Regions from separate parts of the Homo sapiens genome. Here region 2 is linked to region 1. A link is a loop called in an ENCODE intact Hi-C map of the cell type or tissue named here. Cell type or tissue: heart right ventricle. All regions are shown on one strand. Each heading gives the region's core, and the rest is flanking DNA. Links, peaks and the distances in the headings are about the cores only.

Evidence for each region. Peaks named below come from ENCODE experiments on the same cell type or tissue, not always from the same donor. Only the 100,000 strongest peaks of a DNase experiment are listed, where the experiment ranks them.
Region 2: it touches region 1 in a loop (5-fold over the local background); 103 of 110 quality-filtered maps call a loop at or near these places.

The regions. Positions count from the first base shown.
Region 1 is chr17:78,861,958-78,871,418 of GRCh38, forward strand. It overlaps TIMP2 (TIMP metallopeptidase inhibitor 2), which reads right to left. Exons shown (of 5, transcript NM_003255.5): 3 at 8,941-9,049. It overlaps LOC124904068 (a long non-coding RNA gene), which reads left to right and starts at 268. Exons shown (of 2, transcript XR_007065924.1): 1 at 268-470; 2 at 6,017-6,273. RefSeq lists an enhancer at 350-644 and a silencer at 1,996-2,196. In heart right ventricle, for the core only: CTCF peaks have their summits at 3,968 (motif pointing right) and 4,167; DNase peaks (open chromatin) are centred at 544 and 3,964; H3K4me3 peaks cover 452 bases; H3K27ac peaks cover 1,379 bases.
Region 2 is chr17:78,963,642-78,973,102 of GRCh38, forward strand. It overlaps LGALS3BP (galectin 3 binding protein), which reads right to left. Exons shown (of 6, transcript NM_005567.4): 5 at 9,329-9,461; 6 at 7,614-9,063. The coding sequence ends at 7,935. Among named protein-coding and RNA genes, the nearest start is that of LGALS3BP, 12 kb to the right of the region's middle. In heart right ventricle, for the core only: CTCF peaks have their summits at 7,819 (motif pointing left) and 8,032; a DNase peak (open chromatin) is centred at 7,820; H3K27ac peaks cover 590 bases.

The sequences.
Region 1 (9,461 bases), core at 532-8,531:
ACTTGGTTGGGTGTACACACCGTGAGCATCTGCAGCGATGTTCTACTTATGTCTGTCTCCGAGAAAAGCGAGGCATGAGTCTGGGTTACAGAAAACCGGGAATTAAAATTTGTAACGAAGGGTTGTATGTTTATTTTTCCTTTTGGAGAAGAGGAATGTAGAAGAAAATTACAGGGCCAACTCTGTATGAGTCTCCTGGTGCCCGACTCGACACGTGAGACTGAGTCATCGGTCCAGGAGGAGGTGGCCCGCTCAGGCCATGCGGTCACTCACTGGCCACAGCCAGCCAGAGCTGAGTGGTTCACTGTGCCCTGTGATTTCTGGTTAGCCCCTGGATAAAGGGTCTATCCTGACTCGAGGCAAACTGGATCTAGGTTCCTGCCTCGGGAAATAAATGCCAGATTCAATGTGGAGTCATCTGACCAAGGCTGGGAAAGAAGTCAGATGAGAGAGGTTCCTCTCGCCATGAGGTGAGTCAGCCACTGTGGCCATTAACAGCTTCACCCCTGCTCCCCCTCCCAGGGAGAGGAGGATGAAGTAATGCAGCCTCATTGGTGGAGAAGATACACAGCCAGCTGGCCACTGGGCAGGTCTCACAATCTTTGTTGATTTTTAGAAACAGGAAGTCCATGTGCAGATTTGTTACATGGGTATATTGTGTGTCCCTGAGGTTTGGCATATGAACGGATCCATCGCCCAGGTAGTGGGCATAGCGCCCAATAGGTAGAATTTTTTCAGCCCTTATCCTGCTTCCTCCCTCCCACCTCCTTGTATTCCCCAGTGTCTCTTGTTCACATTTTTATGACCATGTGTACCCAATGTTTAGCTCCCACTTTTAAGTGAGAACATGTGGTATTTGGTTTTCTGTTTTTGCACTAGTTCCCTTAGGATAATGGTTTCCAGCTGCACTCATGTGGCTGCAAAGGACATGATTTCCCTCCTTTTCACGGCTGCGTAGTATTCCGTAGTATATATACACCACATTTCTTTATCCAAGTCACCATTGATGAGCACTTGGGTTGATTCTGTGTCTTTGCTATTGCAGATAGTGCGGTAATGAACATACGGGCGCAGTGCCGTTGAACGATTTATTTTCCTTTGGGTATACACCCAGCAGTGGGATTGCTGGGTCAAATGCTAGTTGCTTTCTCAGTTCTTTGAGAAATCTACAAAGTGTGCCCCACAGTGGGTGAACTCGTTTACATTCCCACCAACAGCGCATAAGCGTTCCTAAGCGTTCCCTTTACTCCATAGCCTTGCCAACATTGGTTTATTTTTATTTTTTATTTATTTTTTTTGGGTGGGGGGACAGTCTTGCTCTGTCGCCCAGGCTAGAGTGCAGTGGCACAATCTTGGCTCACTGCAACTTCCGCCTCCCGGGTTCAAGTGATTCTCCTGCCCCAGCCTCCCAAGTAGCTGGGACTGCAGGCGCCCGCCACCATGCCTGGCTAATTTTTTGTATTTTTAGTAGAGACGGGATTTCACTGTGTTAGCCAGGATGGTCTCAATCTCCTGACCTCATGATCCACTCGCCTCAGCCTCTCAAAGTGCTGGGATCACAGGCGTCAGCCACTGCGCTGGGCTGTTTTTAACTTTTTAACTAAAGCTCTTCAAAATCTTTCAATGTCAGCTTTCTACCGAGGATCCCGCCACAGGTCCAGGGAGCAATGCCCTTTCAGCAGAGCCTTCACGCTCATTCTGCTACAGGCTACCCTAGCCCTCCTTAGACCTTCAGTATGACTCTCTGTATCGACTCACCAGCTTTTCATGCAGTGCTGTGCTGCGTGTATGGGTCACTGTCATCTCCAGTGTAAGACATAAAATTATCAGCTACCCTTGAGTGGGGCCTGACCAAGATAACCAGCATCTCTGTGATCATCATTTCTGGTCTCCTACTCCCACTTTCATCCTCTCAACAACCCCTCGTGGGGCAGATACTACTGTCATCATCCCCCATGTACGGATCGGCATGGGAGGCACAGACAGGTAAAGTTACTTGGCCAAGGACATTAACGAGTCAGGTGTCAGAGCACACATTCGAACTCGAGCAGGTGTTTTCAGAGCCTTCACTCGGGCATCTCATTGTATTTCTTCACATCTTTTCATGACACTTAGTCGTTATCTTTTTCTCTTCTAAAACAGAGACAGGGTCCCGCCCTGCCACCTGGGCTAGAGTGCAGTGGTGCAGTCCTAGCTCACTGCAGCCTCAAATGCCTGAGCTCAAGAGATCTTCCTGCCTCAGCCTCCCAAGTAGCTAGGACTACAGGTGCACATGACCACACCCAGCTCATCTCTTCTTTCCTTCCTTCCTTCCTTCTTCTTCCCTCCCTCCTTTCTTCCCTGCCTCTCTCCCTCTCTCCCTGACTCCCTTCACTCCCTCCCTCCTTCCCTTCCTCCCTTCCTCCATGCCTCCCTCCCCCTTCCTCCCTCCCTTCCTTCCTTCCTTCCTTCCTCCCTTCCTGTTTTGTAGAGATAGGGTCTTGCTATATCGTCCAGGCTGATCTTGAACTCCTAACCTGAAGCCATCCTCCTGCCTCAGCCTCCCAAAATGCTAGGATTACAGGTGTGAGCCACTATGGTCAGCCCATTTCCTTATTTTCTTTATGCAATAAACTGTTTGCACTTGGCACCTTTAGTTCTGTGTCCTCATCAAAACCTCGTGCCTCCTCCTTGAGATACTAAGTAGTATCTGAGTTAAAAAGTTAATGGAAATGTTAACAATTTGAAAACATATATAGAATTCAACTTAGAAGAGTATTACATATTTTGGAAACTTTAAAATGTATGCACATAAAAAGAAATAAAATCTACCAGCCGGGTGCAGTGGTTCAAGCCTGTAATCTCAGCACTTTGGGAAGCCAAGGCAGGCGGATCACCTGAGGTCAGGAGTTCAAGACCAGCCTGACCAACATGATGAAACCCCGTCTCTACTAAAAAAATACAAAAATTAGCTGGGCGTGGTGGTGCATGCCTGTAACCTCAGCTACTCAGGAGGCTGAGGCAGGAAAATTGCTTGAACCTGGGGGGCGGAAGTTGCAGTGAGCCAAGATCGCGCCACTGCACTCCAGCCTGGGCTTTGTTGCCTCCGTCTCATAAATAAATAAAATAAAATAAAATCTGACCCATGCTACAACATGGATGAACTTGAGGACATTATGCTAAGTGCAATGCTTCAGCTATGGAAGGAGGTATGACTCTACCTGTACGAGGTGTCTAGAATGGGCAAATTCATGGAGACGAAGTAGAAAGGTGGTTGTCAGGGGCTGGGCAAACAGAGGAACAGGGAATTATTGGTTAATGGGGAGAGAGTTTCAGTTTGGGATGATGAAAAACTTCTAGAAATAGATAGTGATAGTTACACAACACTGTGAATGTACTTAATGCCGCCCAGGTGCGGTGGCTCACACCTGTAATCCCAGCACTTTGGGAGGCCGAGGTGGGCGGATCACCTGAGGTCAGGAGTTCGAGACCAGCCTGGCCAACACAGAGAAATCCCGTCTCTACTAAAAATACAAAATTAGCCAGGCGTGGTGGCACATGCCTGTAATCCCTGCTACTCGGAAGGCTGAGGCAGGAGAATCACTTGAACCCGGGAGGCAGAGGTTGTGGTGAGTTGAGACCACGCCATTGCACTCCAGCCTGGGCAACAAGACAGAAACTCTGTCTCAAAAAAAAAAAAAAAAAATTAGCTGGGCGTGGTGTTGGGCACCTGTAATCCCAGCTACTTGGGAGGCTGAGGCAGGAGAACTGCTTGAACCCGGGAGGCAGAGATTGCAGTGACCCGAGATTGTGCCACTGCACTCCAGCCTGGGCAACAGAGAGAGACTCCATCTCGAACAAAAACAAAAACAAACAGAGAGCTTCAGCATGGGCGAGGATTCAGCTGGGTATGTTTGGACACCGGTGCTGGCTCAGACCAAGGTCACTTTTGCACCCAAGAGTCCTTCCGCAGCGCTGCAGTTTGGCCAGAAAGCCCCTAGAGGGCAGTGTGACGAAACTGAGCTGGGACGGCTGGGACTTACTTTAAAGGCTGTTCCCTGTGGATAGGAACAAACAGGATGCAGAAAACTGGAAGTAAGTTCCCTGCACCACGGGGGATTCTGTCTCCTTTCTTGTCTCTCCAGATTTTATTTTTCTGATGACAAACGTAATAAATGCCATAATTTTAAAGGTTTAATACAGGAAAGAACTGAAAAGGAGACACAGCAGATGCTGACACGCTGGGAAATTTCCTCCCGTGCTCTGTTCTGTGCACAGCTGCAGCAGCCCCCGAATGCCACACTGCAGACCATGCCTCTGCCACGCGCCACCGTGCGTGCTGTGCGGCCACCCCAGCTCTCCTGCCTCCTCTGTGTTTTTTTTGAGGGCATTAGTTAGCTGGTAAGATCTTTGCACCACAGGTGGTTTTTGTCCCTCTACCCTTCTCCATTTGATTTTTTTTTTCTTATTGTAAAAATCATAGATAATACTGGGCGTGTAAAATGGTGCAGCTGCTTTGGAAAACGGTCTGCCAGCTCCTCAAATGGTTAAACCTAAAGTCACCCAACCCCTCCCCACCCCCGACCCCACCAATTCCACTGCCAGGGATACACCCAGGAAAAATGAGAACAGGTCCCTGCAAAATCTCACACACCAATGTTCATTGCAGTATTTGTCACAATGGCCAAACGGTGGCAACAACCCAAATGCACATCAAATGATGACCGGATAAACAAAACGTGGTCTATCCATACAGTGGAATACTCAGTCATAGAAAGGAATGAAATTCTGATACACACTGTAACATGGATGACCCTTGGAAACACGAAAGAAGCCGGTTACACAGGGTCACACGTATGATTCCGTTCCCAGGAAAGCCCAGCATAGAGAAATCTATAGAGACGGGAAGTATACCAGTGGCTGCTTAGGGCTGGGGGAGGGGGAGGGGAGTCAGGAGGGTAATAGCTCAAGAATACAGGATTTCTTTTTGACTGTAGTGATGGTTGCAGAACTCTGTGACATACTAAAACCACTGAATTGTAGGCCGGGCGCGGTGGCTCACGCCTGTAATCCCAGCACTTTGGAAGGCCTAGGCGGGCAGATCACCTGAAGTCAGGAGTTCAAGACCAGCCTGGCCAACATGGTGAAACCCCGTATCTACTAAAAATACAAAAATTAGCCAGGTATGGGGGCACACATCTGTAATCCCAGCTACTTGGGTGGCTGAGGCACGAGAATTGCCCAGGAGGCAGAGGTTGCTGTGAGCCAAGATCACACCACTGCATTCCAGCCTGGGCAACAGAGGGAGACTCTGTCTTGGAATGAGAATAAGAAAAGTGCTCATAATAAAACATTTTAGGAAGTCCAGAAATGCATCTTAAAAGGGGGGGAAGTCTCCTATTATCCCCAAGGAGAGGGATAGAAGTCTTGATGACCGAGATACCCAGCAAAGCAGGAGCTGTGAGCATGTTAAGGAAGGGAGGGAAGATCTTACCCAAGGGGAGATAACAGGAGTCTTCCCTGCCCAACTCACAGCCCTGCATCTTCCTCCCTGCAATGACCTCCTCCCCATCCATAGGCAAGGACACCACCTTCTTCCAGCAGCAAGTCTGTCTAGACCCTTGGACCTGTGAGAGTCTCTCTTCCTTTTGTACCTTCTTTTTTTTTTTTTTTTTTTGAGATGGAGTCTCACTCTGTCGCCCAGACTGGAGTGCAGTGGCACGATCTCGGCTCACTACAAGTTCCGCCTCCCGGGTTCACGCCATTCTCCTGCCTCAGCCTCTTGAGTAGCTGGGACTACAGGCGCCCGCCACCACGCCCGGCTAATTTTTTTTTTGTATTTTCAGTGGAAACGGGGTTTCACTGTGTTAGCCAGGATGGTCTCAATCTCCTGACCTCATGATCTGCCCGTCTCGGCCTCCCAAAGTGCTAGGATTACAGGCGTGAGCCACCTCGCCCGGCCCCTTTTGCACCTTCTAAGCATTCACTTACTATTCACAATTCTCCACAAGCAAAATCTATTTTCTTTCTTTTCCAGTCTCCCCATTCGGAACATCTGTGTGCTCCATGATGACCAGAGCCAAGGATCTCACCGTGGGAATCTCCCATTGTCTCTAACACGGGGCTGGGCACCTAACAGGTGCTCACTAAGCACACATTGATTTTTAGAAGGGAAAAAAGTACATGTCACCTAAACCAGAAGAAAATCCCCCAATCATGGATATTTGGATTTGGAGTATATGTTTATGATTACAGTTGCCTTTTGGAACAAACTATAGTACCAGGCTAGGGGAATTGTCTTGTCTCTTCTTTCTTTTCTCTTTTTTTTTTGTGAGATGGGGTCTTGCTCAGTCACCCAGGCTGGAGTACAGTGGCGTGATCTCAGCTTGCTGCAATCTCTGCCTCCTGGGTTCAAATGATTCTCATGCCTCAGCCTCCTGAGTAGCTGGGACTACAGGCACTTGCCACCACGCCCAGCTAATTTTTGTATTTTTAGTACAGACAGGGTTTTACCATGTTGGCAAGGCTGGTCTTGAACTCCTGACCTCAAGCAATCCGCCCGCCTCAGCCTCCTACATTGCTGGGATTACAGCCATGAGCCACTGCACCAGGCCTTGTCTATTCTTTTTTTCTTAAGTTTGTGATCAGATTCCTACTTCCCCAGGGAGGAGGGGAATAATGTTCCTTAACTGGCTGAGTCAGTGCCATGCTAGACTGCGGCTGCCGGCCACATGTGGCTGTTTACATTTATACTAAAATTACTTGAAATGAAATAAAATTTAAAATGCAGCTCCTCGGCTGCACTAGCCATATCTCGGGTGCTCATGAGCCACAAGGCTGGGGGCTGCTGGACTGGATGGTGCAGAGACCGCTTCCATCACTGCAGAAAGCTCTTTGAGCCCAGTGGTTCTCAAGCAGGGGCAATCTACCCCACCTCCCCTGGGCACATGTGGCAATGTCCAGAGACCCCGCGACTGGAGCGGGTGCTGTGGCATGTAGAGGGTGGGGGCCAGGGATGCAGCTGAATATCCTATAATGCATAAGGTAGGCCCCCACAACAAAGAATGGTCCATCCCCAAATGTTAATAGTGCTGAGATTGAGAATCCTGTCCTGGCCTCCTGTGGTTCAGCCTAGCTGGGCAAGCAGAGGAGGCCGTAGAAGGAAGTAAGGGAAAATAATTTTACTTAGGAATAAAAATATAGGCTGGGCACAGTGGCTCACGCCTATAATCCCAGTACTTTGGGAGGCTGAGGCAGGAGGATTGCTTGAGCCTCGGAGTTCAAGACCAGCCTGGGCAACATGGTGAGACTTCTTTACCAAAAAATAAAAAAATTAGCTGGGTGTGGTGGCACACACCTGTAGTTGATCTCAGCACTTTGGGAGGCTGAGGCGAGAGGATCACTTGACCCCAGGAGATCGAGGTTGCAGTGAGTCATGATCGCACTCCAGCCTGGGAAACAGAGCAAGACTTTGTCTCAAAAAAAAAAAAAACAAACCAAAAAACTATAAACAAAGAGATGCAACAATAAACAAAATGTGCTACATTCATACAATGAAATATTATTCATCCTTAAAAAGTAAGGACATTTTGGGCCGGGTGTGGTGGCTCACGCCTGTAATCCCAACACTTTGGGAGGCTGAGGTGGGCGGATCACCTGAGGTCAGAAGTTGGAGACCAGCCTGGTCAACGTGGTGAAACCCTGTCTGTACTAAAAATACAAAAAAAAATTAGCCAGGTGTGGTGGCGTGTGCCTATAATCCCAGCTACTTGAGAGGCTGAGGCAGGAGAATCGCTTGAACCTGGGAAGCGGAGGTTGCAGTGAGCCGAGATAGTGCCATTGCACCCCAGCCTGGGAAATAGAGCGAGACTCTGTCTCAAAAACAAAAAAAAGAGTAAGGAAATTCTGATGTATGCTGTAACGTGAACGAACCTTGAAAACATGATGCTACTGAAATAAGCCAGACAGAGAGGACAAACACTGCAGGGTTCCACCCATGTGAGGCCCCTGGAGTAGTCAAATCCACAGAGACAGAAAGTAAAATGGAGGTGGGCCAAGGCTGAGGAAGAGAGAAGGGGGAGTTAGTGTTTAACGGGGACGGAGTTTTGGTTTGGGAAGATGTGGAGACAGATGGTGGTGATGGTTGCACAATAGCGAATGTATCTAATGCCACTGAAGTGTACACTTGAAAATGGTTGGCCGGGCGCGGTGGCTCGCGCCTGTAATCCTGCCACTTTGGGAGGCCGAGGTGGGTGGATCACCTGAGGTCAGGAGTTCGAGACCAGCCTGACCAACACGGTAGAACCCCATCTCTACTAAAAATACAAAAATTAGCTGGGCGTGGTGGCGTGTGCCTGTAATCCCAACTACTCGGGAGGCTGAGGCAGGAGAATCGCTTGAACCCAGGAGGTGGAGGTTGCAGTAAGCCAAGATCGCACCACTGCACTCCAGCCTGGGCGACAGAGCGACACTCTGTCTCAAAAAAAAAGAAAGAAAGAAAGAAAGAAAGAAAGAAAATGGTTAATTAACATGGCTACATTTTGTTACGTATTATTTTACCACAATAAAAAAAGGAGACAGATGAATGAATAAGTCAAGCAGGTCTCGTGCATAGTATCCACAGATGTTACGCGAGCTTTTGGCCCTCCCGACGGCAGAAAGGGTTTCTCTGCCCTGCATGTCTCCAGCATCCCGCACTCGCCTCCCTTTTAGGAACAAAAGGCAAAAATGCTCCCTTTTTTTTGTCCACCAATCTCAAATTTCCCAGGAAATTGGCAGGTAGTGAACATTCACTAGCATTCTCTGACGGGAAGTGGCCGAGAGGGCTCCGTACCCTGCCTCACTGTTCCTCAGCTACTCCGCCTCCCCACCCCCCGAGCCTGGGAAACGAGCCCTGGACCGCGTCTAGGAACAGCCCCACTTCTGTGCCAGCCTCCGGCTGATGGCCCCACTCATACACACCTGCAATGAGATATTCCTTCTTTCCTCCAACGTCCAGCGAGACCCCACACACTGCCGAGGAGGGGGCCGTGTAGATAAACTCTATATCCTTCTCAGGCCCTTTGAACATCTGGAAAGACAAGGAGGAGGACATGTAAGCAGAGGGAGGCCACACAGTTGGTGAATTCCGTTCCCATCCAGAACACCCTGGGCGGCACAACCTGTAGCTGGGGTACAGCCAGCACCCAAGAGGACCAGGAAGTGCAAATACATGGGTTAGGAAAAGACCGTTCCAGCTGGGCTCAGGGCTCATGGCTGTAGTCCCAGCACTTTGGGAGGCTGAGGTGGGCAGGTCGCTTGAGGTCAGGAGTTTGAGACCAGCCTGGCCAACGTAGCAAAACCCTGTTTCTACTAAAAATACAAAAATTAGCTGAGCATGGTGGCAAGCGCCTGTAATCCCAGCTATGTGGGAGGCTGAGGCAGGAGAATCGCTTGAACCTGCGAGGTGGAGGTTGCAGTGAGCTGAGATGGCGCCACTGTAC
Region 2 (9,461 bases), core at 811-8,810, 100 kb after region 1:
TCAAGGCGGATGAATGGTTATTGTTCTCATGGTTTTTAGCCACCGAGTTTTGGAGCAGTTTGTTACTAAGCAAAAGTTAACCGCACAGCCACCTTACTTAATTCCCGCTCAACTCCTAGCCTTCCTATCAATTCTGTGACCTTCATAATTTTTTCCATAAATCTTTTTTCTGTTGAAGTTAACCAGAGGTGGTTTCTGTTGGTTGAAACTAAGAACACTGGCTGGTATAAAAATTAGTATGAGGCTGGCCGGGCGCAGTGGCTCACACCTGTAATCCCAGCACTTTAGGAGGCCGAGGTGGGTGGATCACGAGGTCAGGAATCGAGAGCATCCTGGTTAATATGGTGAAACCCCGTCTCTACTAAAAATAATAATAAAAAAAATTAGCTGGGCGTGGTTGCGAGTGCCTGTAGTCCCAGCTACTCGGGAGGCTGAGGCAGAATGGCGTGAACCTGGGAGCTTGCAGTGAGCCGAGATCGTGCCACTGCACTCCAGGCTGGGCGACAGAGCAAGACTCCATCTCAAAAAAAAAAAAAAAAAAAAAAAAATTAGTACAAGGCCAGGCACAGTGGCTCACACCTGTAATCCCAGCACTGTGGGAGGCTGAGGCAGGTGGATCACCTGAGGTCAGGAGTTTGAGACCAGCCTGGTCTCACGGTAAAACCCCGTCTACTAAAAATACAAAAATTAGCTGGGCGTGCTGGTGCACACCTGTAATCCCAGCTACTTGGGAGGCTGAGGCAGGAGAATCTCTTGGACCCAGGAGGCAGAGGTTGCTGTGAGGCAAGATCGTGCCACCGCACTCCAGCCTGGGCAACAAGAGCAAAATTCTGTCTCAAAAAATAAAAGTTCATAGGAGCTTTACTCAAAATAACAACAAGAACAACAACAAAAACCACCCTCTGAAAACAACCCAAATGCCCATCCCCTGTAGACTGGGTTGATAACCTGTGGTATAGTCACGTAACGGGGTTCACTTCAGCTACAAAGAACAACGTGCGTGAATCTCATAGGCATTGTATGGAAGCCAAAAAGCCTGACACGACACTAGGGAGTGGGTACTCAGGTACGATTCCATTTACATGAAGTTCAAGAGCAGGAACAACTACTCTGTGTCGACAGAAATCAGATTTAGTGGTTCCATGGTGGAGGTTCTGACCTAGAGAGCCTTCTGGGGTGAGGGAAAGGTTCGGTATCTCTATCCGAGGGGTGGTGCCAGCAGTGTTTACATGTAACACAACAATTAACCAAGCTCTACGCTTCCCACATGTGTGTGTGTAATATACCAATAAAATGGTTTTTAAAAATCTCACTGGCAGGCAGGGTGCTGTGGCTCACGCCTGTAATCCCAGCACTTTGGGAGGCCCATACGGGAGGATTGCTTGAGCTGAGGCATTTGAGATCAGCCTGGGCAAAGTAGCAAGACCCCATCTCTAGAAAAACTCAAAAATTAGCTGGGCATGGTGGCACATACCTGTGGTCCCAGCTACTCAGGAGGCTGAGGTGGGAGGATCGCTTGAGCCCAGGAGGTCAAGGCGGCAGTGAACTATGATCACGCCATTGCACTCCAGCCTGGGTGACAGAGTGAGACACTGTCTCAAAAAAATAAAAATAAAGAGGAGCTCAGTCTCGGGATAGACAACTGAGAAAAGTTTTGTCCTTTTCTGCTACCTTCTTCTTGCTGCCTGAAAGGCAGAAGTGATGGCTGGAATCTCAGCAGCCATTGTAGATCATGAGGGTAGCCTTGAGGGTGGCAGGCATACAATAATGGTGTACAAATGGAAGAAGTCTACCTCCAGAAAGGGTGCCTTCTCCCTTTTATGTGTCAGAAAATAACAAAAAATGTCATATAGAGTCCCTGCTATGTTGGGCTTTCATGATAGGAAGCTGAAGCTAAAAATATCTAGTACAGGTGCATGCATGAGAGATTCTGGCTTTGTGCGCTAGCTTGAGCAGCTGGGAGCAGTGCTAATTATCTTCTCAATTGCTTGACTGAAAACTGGAGTCACGGATGGCCCGTGAATTCCTCAGTGTGTTGTAGAGAAAAGAATCCAAGGCATCGAGGAGCCAGGTGCCCTGGAGTGTGTGCCGTGTGCAGTCAATTGCTGGCCTTGACTCTGGACAGACCCAGGAAGCTCTCCTCCCCCAAAAGCCCGCCCAGGGAAATGTGCAGGGAAGGAGGAACCAGTCTCCTAGAAAATTCCCTGCGGCTGCTCTGTGTAGGTCAGAGAGGCCCTCTGGAGATGCTGCAATTGAAATGCTTCGTGATGGCCATAAGGTGGAGGTGCACAGGACCAAAACAGGCAGGGAGCTTGCAAAACCCTCACATGATCTGTAGTGTTAGAAAAGCTCAAGATCCGGGATGGGCGCGGTGGCTCATGCCTGTAATCCCAAACACTCTGGGAGGCTGAGGCAGGTGGATCACCTGAGGTCAGGAGTTCAAAACCAGCCTGGTCAACATGGTGAAACACCGTCTCTACTAAAAATACAAAAAATTAGCCGGGCGTGGTGGTGCGTGCTGGTAGTCCCAGCTACTCGGGAAGCTGAGGCAGGAGAGTCGCTTGAATCCAGGAGGTGGAGCTTGCAGTGAGCTGAGATTGTGCCACTGCACTCCAGCCTGGGGGACAGAGTGAGACTCCACCTCAAAAAAAAGAAAGAAAGAAAGAAAGAAAAGCTCCAGATCTGGTGAACAGAGGCACCTTGTGCCATCACGACAGAGTCGTAGCCTCTCACCCATTTCCTGGATCACCCAGAGCCCCTTGGAAGGAAGGGTGGTCAAATCTCTTACAGAAAGGACCCTGTAATAAAATGACAAGGACTTACAGTACCAAGAATCCGCTTCCTGGCCTTCCCCAAAGAGGCTCTTGGCCGTGAACCCGGCGACCGAGCTCCAGGGCAGGGGTTCGGCAGCTGTCCCGAGGACTTGGTGAGTAGCTTCTCGTGAGTTACACCAGATGAAGACGGCGCTGCCACTGTTTCAGATGTGGCTGATTGGAGTAAATGAGCACACCCCGCACGTGGATGCAGCAGTGGCTGACGGCAGCTCCCTCCCCCTCTCCCTATCTCGGTCTGTCTCTCCTGCGTCCACACACACACATGCGTGCACACACATGCACACACACGTGTCCTGCCTCAGGAGTACACCGGCTGTCTCGTTCTGCTTCCTGCCAACTCATGATGCTACAGTCATCACACTGGACCAAAGTGAACCCCAGTGGGTGCCCTATGTGTGTACCCCTTGGTGCCTTAGAAACGGGCCCAACCTTGGCTAGATCTCTGTGGACTTTTGAGGGGACACATGCCTTACTTGGGGAGTGGCTCCTGCCTCTTTACTAGAGACCCAAGTCTGGTGTCAGAGCACGAGGCCACTGTCTGCTGGTGCAGCTGCCTTGCCTGTGACCTTAAGATCCGTTAGGCCAGGACGTGGGGCTTGAGATGCAGGAAGCTATGCTGATGGGCGTGAGGGGCCCGCGGCAGGCCCGCTGGGAGGACCACCCAGGAGCATCCAGCGGTTTGGAGCTGAGCAGGGCCCTCTTTGGCAGGGAGATTCACTCCTTCCAGCACAACCAGCTTTGGCCCAAACATTCGAGCATGGGTCATGAGCTGCCCTCCATGAGCTGGAAGGACACAGGTGGACGTGGCCCTCAGGAGCGCGGGCAGTCTCTGGAGACATGGGTGATTTTCATCTGTGCCAAGGCTGCCCCACCCTCCACCCAGGGCACCTGGGGCTTCCCCCAGGGCCTTATGGTGCATTCCCTAATACCGGTGACGGAGGTGACGGAGGTGACGGAGGTGGGAGAAACGCAAGCCTGTTTCAGATTGCACTGCGGGCTAATTCCAGGTGGGAGTGGCCTGTTGCCCAGCAGAAAGGGGACCTCGCTTTGGGCAGAACCCGGAGTGGCCAATCTCAGTTTCCGTGTGGATGGAGGGAAGCCGGCCTTGGCCACGTGACCTGTGGAAGCAGCTCAGGGTTTGATCAGAGATGCCAGGGCTGGAGGGAGGAGGATGGAAGAATGAGTAGCCGTGAGCTTTGGGAAGAGAGCAGGGACCGGCGTCTTGGGATGGCCACAGAGATGAGGATGCTTCTGTCCCCTGACTGTTCCCTGAAAGGCCCCACTGCAGTCCTATGCTGGGGTGCCTACCCCGGGGTGTGGGGACAGGTGTCACAGAGTGTCACTCTGCACCTCTACAGCCTCCAGGGCCTCCTCTGCTGAGAGGTGGCCTGTGGGGAGGGAGGCTTTGCACGGGCTCACCACTGCCATGTCACCAAGGCTGATGGGAGCGGACCTGGCGCTCCTGGGCCTTCGCTCGGCGCCTCGATGCCCATGGGGAGCTCCGGCTTCCTGAAGGCCGTGGCTTGCAGCCGACCCCTTCCATCGGAGGAGGCAGCCGCTTGCTCCCCAGGAATCGACACTTACTCTAGATCTGAATGCCCCCATCCTACACGGCCCTCAGTGCCACCAGCCCTTCACTGACTCAACACCTTTCCCACCCTGTTGGCCACCCACAGACATGCAGGTGACTCAGGAGCTGCAGTCAGGCCGTGGGCTCATGGTCACATGTGTCACCTATCACACATTCAAGGGCTCACGAAACAGGAAGGCTGGGATGAAACCTCAGGCTCAGGAGGCCAGTGAAGGGAAAAATGCAAGAGCCTGGCTCTGCGGACGTGCTGGGCGGCAGATGAGACAGCCCCGGAAGTCCCTGCCTCCAGGTCCCCCAAATCATCCTTTCCTCCCTCCCTGTAGACAAGAAAATGCTGCCCTCCACCTGTGGACGCACCAGCTCAAGGAGCCCATCTGCATTTCTCCTTGTTCAGAATGCACAGCAGTGAGCCATGGGGCCCTGAGCAGGGCGCCCATCACCTAGTGCAAAGGTTCTGCTTCTAGTCCTGAAACCTGGGTTCTGTTTTTTTGTTTGTTTTTTGTTTTGTTTTGTTTTTTTTGAGACAGAGTCTTGCTCTGTCACCAGGCTGGAGTGCAGTGGCATGATTTCGGTTCACTGCAACCTCTACCTCCCGGGTTCAAGCAATTCTCCTGCCTCAGCCTCTTGAGTAGCTGGGATTACAGGTGCGTGTCATCACGCCAGCTAATTTTTGTATCGGGGTGGGGGGGTTTTCACCATGTTGGCCAGGATGGTCTCGATCTCTTGACCTCGTGATCCGTCCTCCTTGGCCTCCCAAAGTGCTGGGATTACAGGTGTGAGCCACCACACCAAGCCGACACAGGGGTTTTGCACCCAAGAGAGGAACGTTTCCACGATGAGACATCTCCACGTTCCTTCAAATTGGCAGTGAAGATGGGGATTCGCCTCTGGGACCACGGTGCCTGTGGGTGAACAGGTGAAGAAGGGAGGAGTGTTTCGGAGGCTGGGATGGTCGGTCCTGACTGTCCCGGGGGAACAGGGCTGCCGCTCAAAACTGCAAGCAGCACGGAAGAACTCCAGTGACTTCTCAAACTCCTGCATCTCCCAGCCCCACACAGGGCTATGGCCTCCCTTGCAGGCAGGACCCACGGGGCTCAGAGTTCCCTGGAAGGAAGACTCCAGTTACCTTCCCTGGCCGTGAGATGCCAGGGAGCACGGAGCGGGAGAGAAGAGAGCTGCTGTGGTCCTGGGACTGACTCGAGAAATGGAGGCTGTGATTCTGGTCTTTGCCATGTCTGCCACGCCTCTACCGTGACATCGCTTTTCCTTCTTCCTCCTGATCTCATTGTGGTTTGTCCCCAACACTGGTCTTGGCAGTGGTCCGTGGCGACGTGGCCCCTCGGTTGCTAAAATGTCAATAGGATCAAAATAGAGGTGGAGGAGATAGGCCGGGCAGAGTGGCTCATCCCTGCAATCCCAGAACTCTGGGAGGCTAAGGCGAGCAAATTGCTTGAGCCCAGGAGTTCGAGACCAGCCTGGGCAACATGGCAAAACCCCGACTCTACTAAAAATACAAAAAAAGAAAAAAAAATTAGCCAGGCCTGCTGGCGCACATCTATAGTCCCAAGTACTTTGTAGTCCCAGAGGCTGAGGCGGGAGAATCACTTGGGCCCAGGAAGCAGAGTGTGCAGTGAGCCAAGATCGTGCCACTGCACTCCAGCCTGGGCGACAGAGTAAGACACTGTCTCAAAACAAACAAAAAACATGTGGAGGAGGGGATGTCCTGCCAGGATGGTGGACCTGGGCTGGACGCAGGATCTGGAGGTGGGGGGGTTGGGGGAGCAGAGGCCTCCATCCAGTACAGGGAGCAGCTGCCTTCACAGGCAGGAGGTTTTGTGAGACTGCTTTTGTTCCTTGTGGCACCTGTGGGGAGAGGGTGGGTGGGGCGTCTGCTGCCATCTTGGCTGTTCAGCACCTGAACCTCCCTCCCATTAGGGGAGCCCCTGTGCCACCTCCTGTTCCAGAGGCCACACTGTTGTCCTCCCAGACCGTGGCACAGCGGCAGGTGCCAGCCTGAGCTCGGCCCAGCAGGTGCCTCCCTGGGGACTCTGTGCCTGCAACGGGCCATGGAGAAGCAGGGGCAGTTTTGAATTCCTGTTGGTGGTGAGCGACGTTCTGTGCCCAGAACCTGCTGTGGCATTGTCACGGATGTCCCCCCGGCATCCAATGGGTCCCCCAGCCTCCCCTGAGACTCTGTGGTTCCCAGGATCTTCCAGCGCACCTCTACCCGCCTCACTCAGCCCAGGGGAGGTGCCTTTTATTTGTAGTCAAGCACCTGTTGGTGGGTATTGACGTCGTTTCCAATTCTTCACTCTTACAAGGCTGAGATGAGAATCTCTGTCCCCTGTCCCTGTGGACCAGGATTTCCAGAGCGAAGGTTCCTAACTCCTGCTGTTCGTTCTCCCTCCTCCCAGCTTCCACAGTCTGCTGTCTGCTGCTCTCCATGACCCAGCCCGGTCACGTCTTCCAGAGACCCGATCGCCCCGCCGGAGGTGCAGCCCTGACCTTGCCACCTCAGCACCCTCTCCTTCCGGTCGGACGTGAGCAGGAGGTAGTGCTGGCAAAAGCACACCCACCCATAGGCCAGGCACGGTGGCTCACGCCTGTAATCCCAGCACTTTGGGAGGCTGAGGTGGGTGGATCCCCTGAGGTCAAGAGTTCAAGACCAGCCTGGCCCACATGGTGAAACCCTGTCTCTACAAAAATACAAAAGTTAGCCAGGTACGATGGCAGGTGCCTGTAGTCCCAGCTACTCAGGAGGCTGAGGCGGGAGAAGCACTTGAAACCGGGAGGTGGAGGTTGCAGTGAGCCAAGATCACACCACTGAGCTCCAGCCTGGGCGACAGAACAAGATTCTGTCTCAAAAGTAAATAAAATTTTAAGAGCACACCTACCCAGATAAGGGGTGAGGGCACCCGTCACAGCCAGACTTTCATGAGCACACACACGCCTGTGCACATGCAATCACACACCCACGTGCACGCATGCAGTGGCACGCACCCTCCTGCTCGTGTCCCACTGTGTCATTGCTCCGGGCTGGGAGGTGTGCTTCCTGTTCCCTGTCTTCCCCGTTAGCCTGTAGCTTCACAAGGACAGGGACTCTGCCTCATGACCTGTCCCCCAGAGCCTGGCACACCTGATGTCTAAACACGGTGTGGACCCAACAACACTTTCTGTACAAACAAATGTAGGAACCTCAATGTAATTTTAATGACCTCAGACCAGTGACAAGGGCAGACTGACCAGGGGCTGTGGGGGGATCCCAGAGCAACCTCGAGGGCGTCCTGGTGCTTACCACCTGGAAACTGGTGAGGTGGTGGGAGAACTCCTGGTGGACCCTAGTGGAAGCCTTCCAGTAATTTCTTGAAGCTGAGCGCTCAGGTGAGTAGGGCGACATCTGGTGGCCGGTTGTTGAAGGTCATTGCAGAGAGGAAGGAAGCCGAGGAGGGGAGCCTGCAGTGAGGGCGTCCTGGGGTTCTCCGGTTCTCACCACCCTTGGGCCACGCCGTCTAGTCCACACCTGAGGAGTTGGTCAGGTAGAAGGGGCGGATGACCGTGCGGAAGCCGTTGAAGTGCCCTGCCGGGCAGGGGAAGGAGGAGGTGCTCTTCGAGCTGTTGGTGTCCAGGGCACTGGGAATCGCAGCCTTCCAGCCCTCGAAATCGGTGACGTCTGCCACGAAGAGCCCTTCGCAGAGCATCAGGGCTTTGTTTTCGTAGGCAATGGTGCGATCTGAGCCGCCAGACTTGGTGAGGCCCAGGACAGGGAGCTCGTCCGAGGAGCAGGAGAAGCCGTAGTTCCAGCAGCTCTGGATGGTGGGGAGGTAGACCAGGGACCAGGACACCCTCTTGTCCTGGAAGAGGAAGCTGGGGTGTTGTGGAGTCTGGAAGGACTGGTAGGGGTAGTATCTGTAGTCAGAGGGGGCTTGGAAGTAATCAGAAGAATATTTGACCAAAGGCCCCCGTCTGGACTGATAGACCAGTTGTGACTTCCGTGCACTCCAGGAACTGTCTGTCACAAAGGCACTCCAGGTGGGCGAGGTGTAAATCCGGGGCTTGTAGGTATCCTCGGTGAGGTTCAGGCCTTTGTACCGGGCCAGCAACTGGAAGGGCACAGTGTGGAATTCCAGGGCCTGCAGAGTCTTCTTCTGGAACAGGGCCTCGTGGCTCCAGTACAGGGACAGGTTGAACTGCAGCTCAAAGAGCTCCTCAGGGAGCATCATGGGGAAGCGGATCTTCTCCACCAAGCCCTCCACCTCCTCATGGGAGGCACGCTCCCCCCAGCTCCAGGTGTCCACGGCCTTCAGTAGGGCCAGCTCGCTGGGCACCGCCAGGTCGCTCCTGGGCAGCAGCAGTTGGAGCAGGTCTGTGGGGACACTGGGCCAGGCCTCGGCCTGCGTCAAGGCCTCGAAGTTCCAGGCCAGGAACTGTAGGCAGAGCTTCTCCAGCAGGGCGTCCCCTGTGGCCACTGCATAGGCATACAGGTCCAGGGGCATCTGGAACGAGGGGTCCTGGGGGAGGAGGATGGCAAAGAGGCTTGCGCAGTAGCCCTGCAGCTGCCTGGCCCCATAGGCAGAGGCCAGCTTGTGGAAGCACTTGACTGACGACAGGGTGATGTCAATCCTTCGGGAGTAGAAGTACCTGGGGAGAAAGAAGGAGAGCAGATGCCGGCCCCACAGGACAGCAGGGGAGCCCTGGGCCCAACTGTCCAACACAGCCACCTGAGTGCACACAGTGTGGGAGTGAGCATGCGTGTGTGTGCAACTGCGTGAGTGCATGTGTGACTGCGTGTGTACATGTGCATGCATGAGTATGTGCAGGTGTGTGTGTGGGGGGCTGTGCTTTTGAAGAGGGGAGGAGGACAAAGCCCCTGGCGGCCCCAGAGCCTGAGGACGAGACGGCTCACCTGAGAAGGTCCCTGACCATGGGCACACACTCAGCATCCACACTCATGGTGACATTGCTGCCCGGCTCCTTCCACAGGGCCTGGGCCTCCAGGTTGGCAGTCAGGATGACCGTGTGGCCACAGAAGCCCAGGG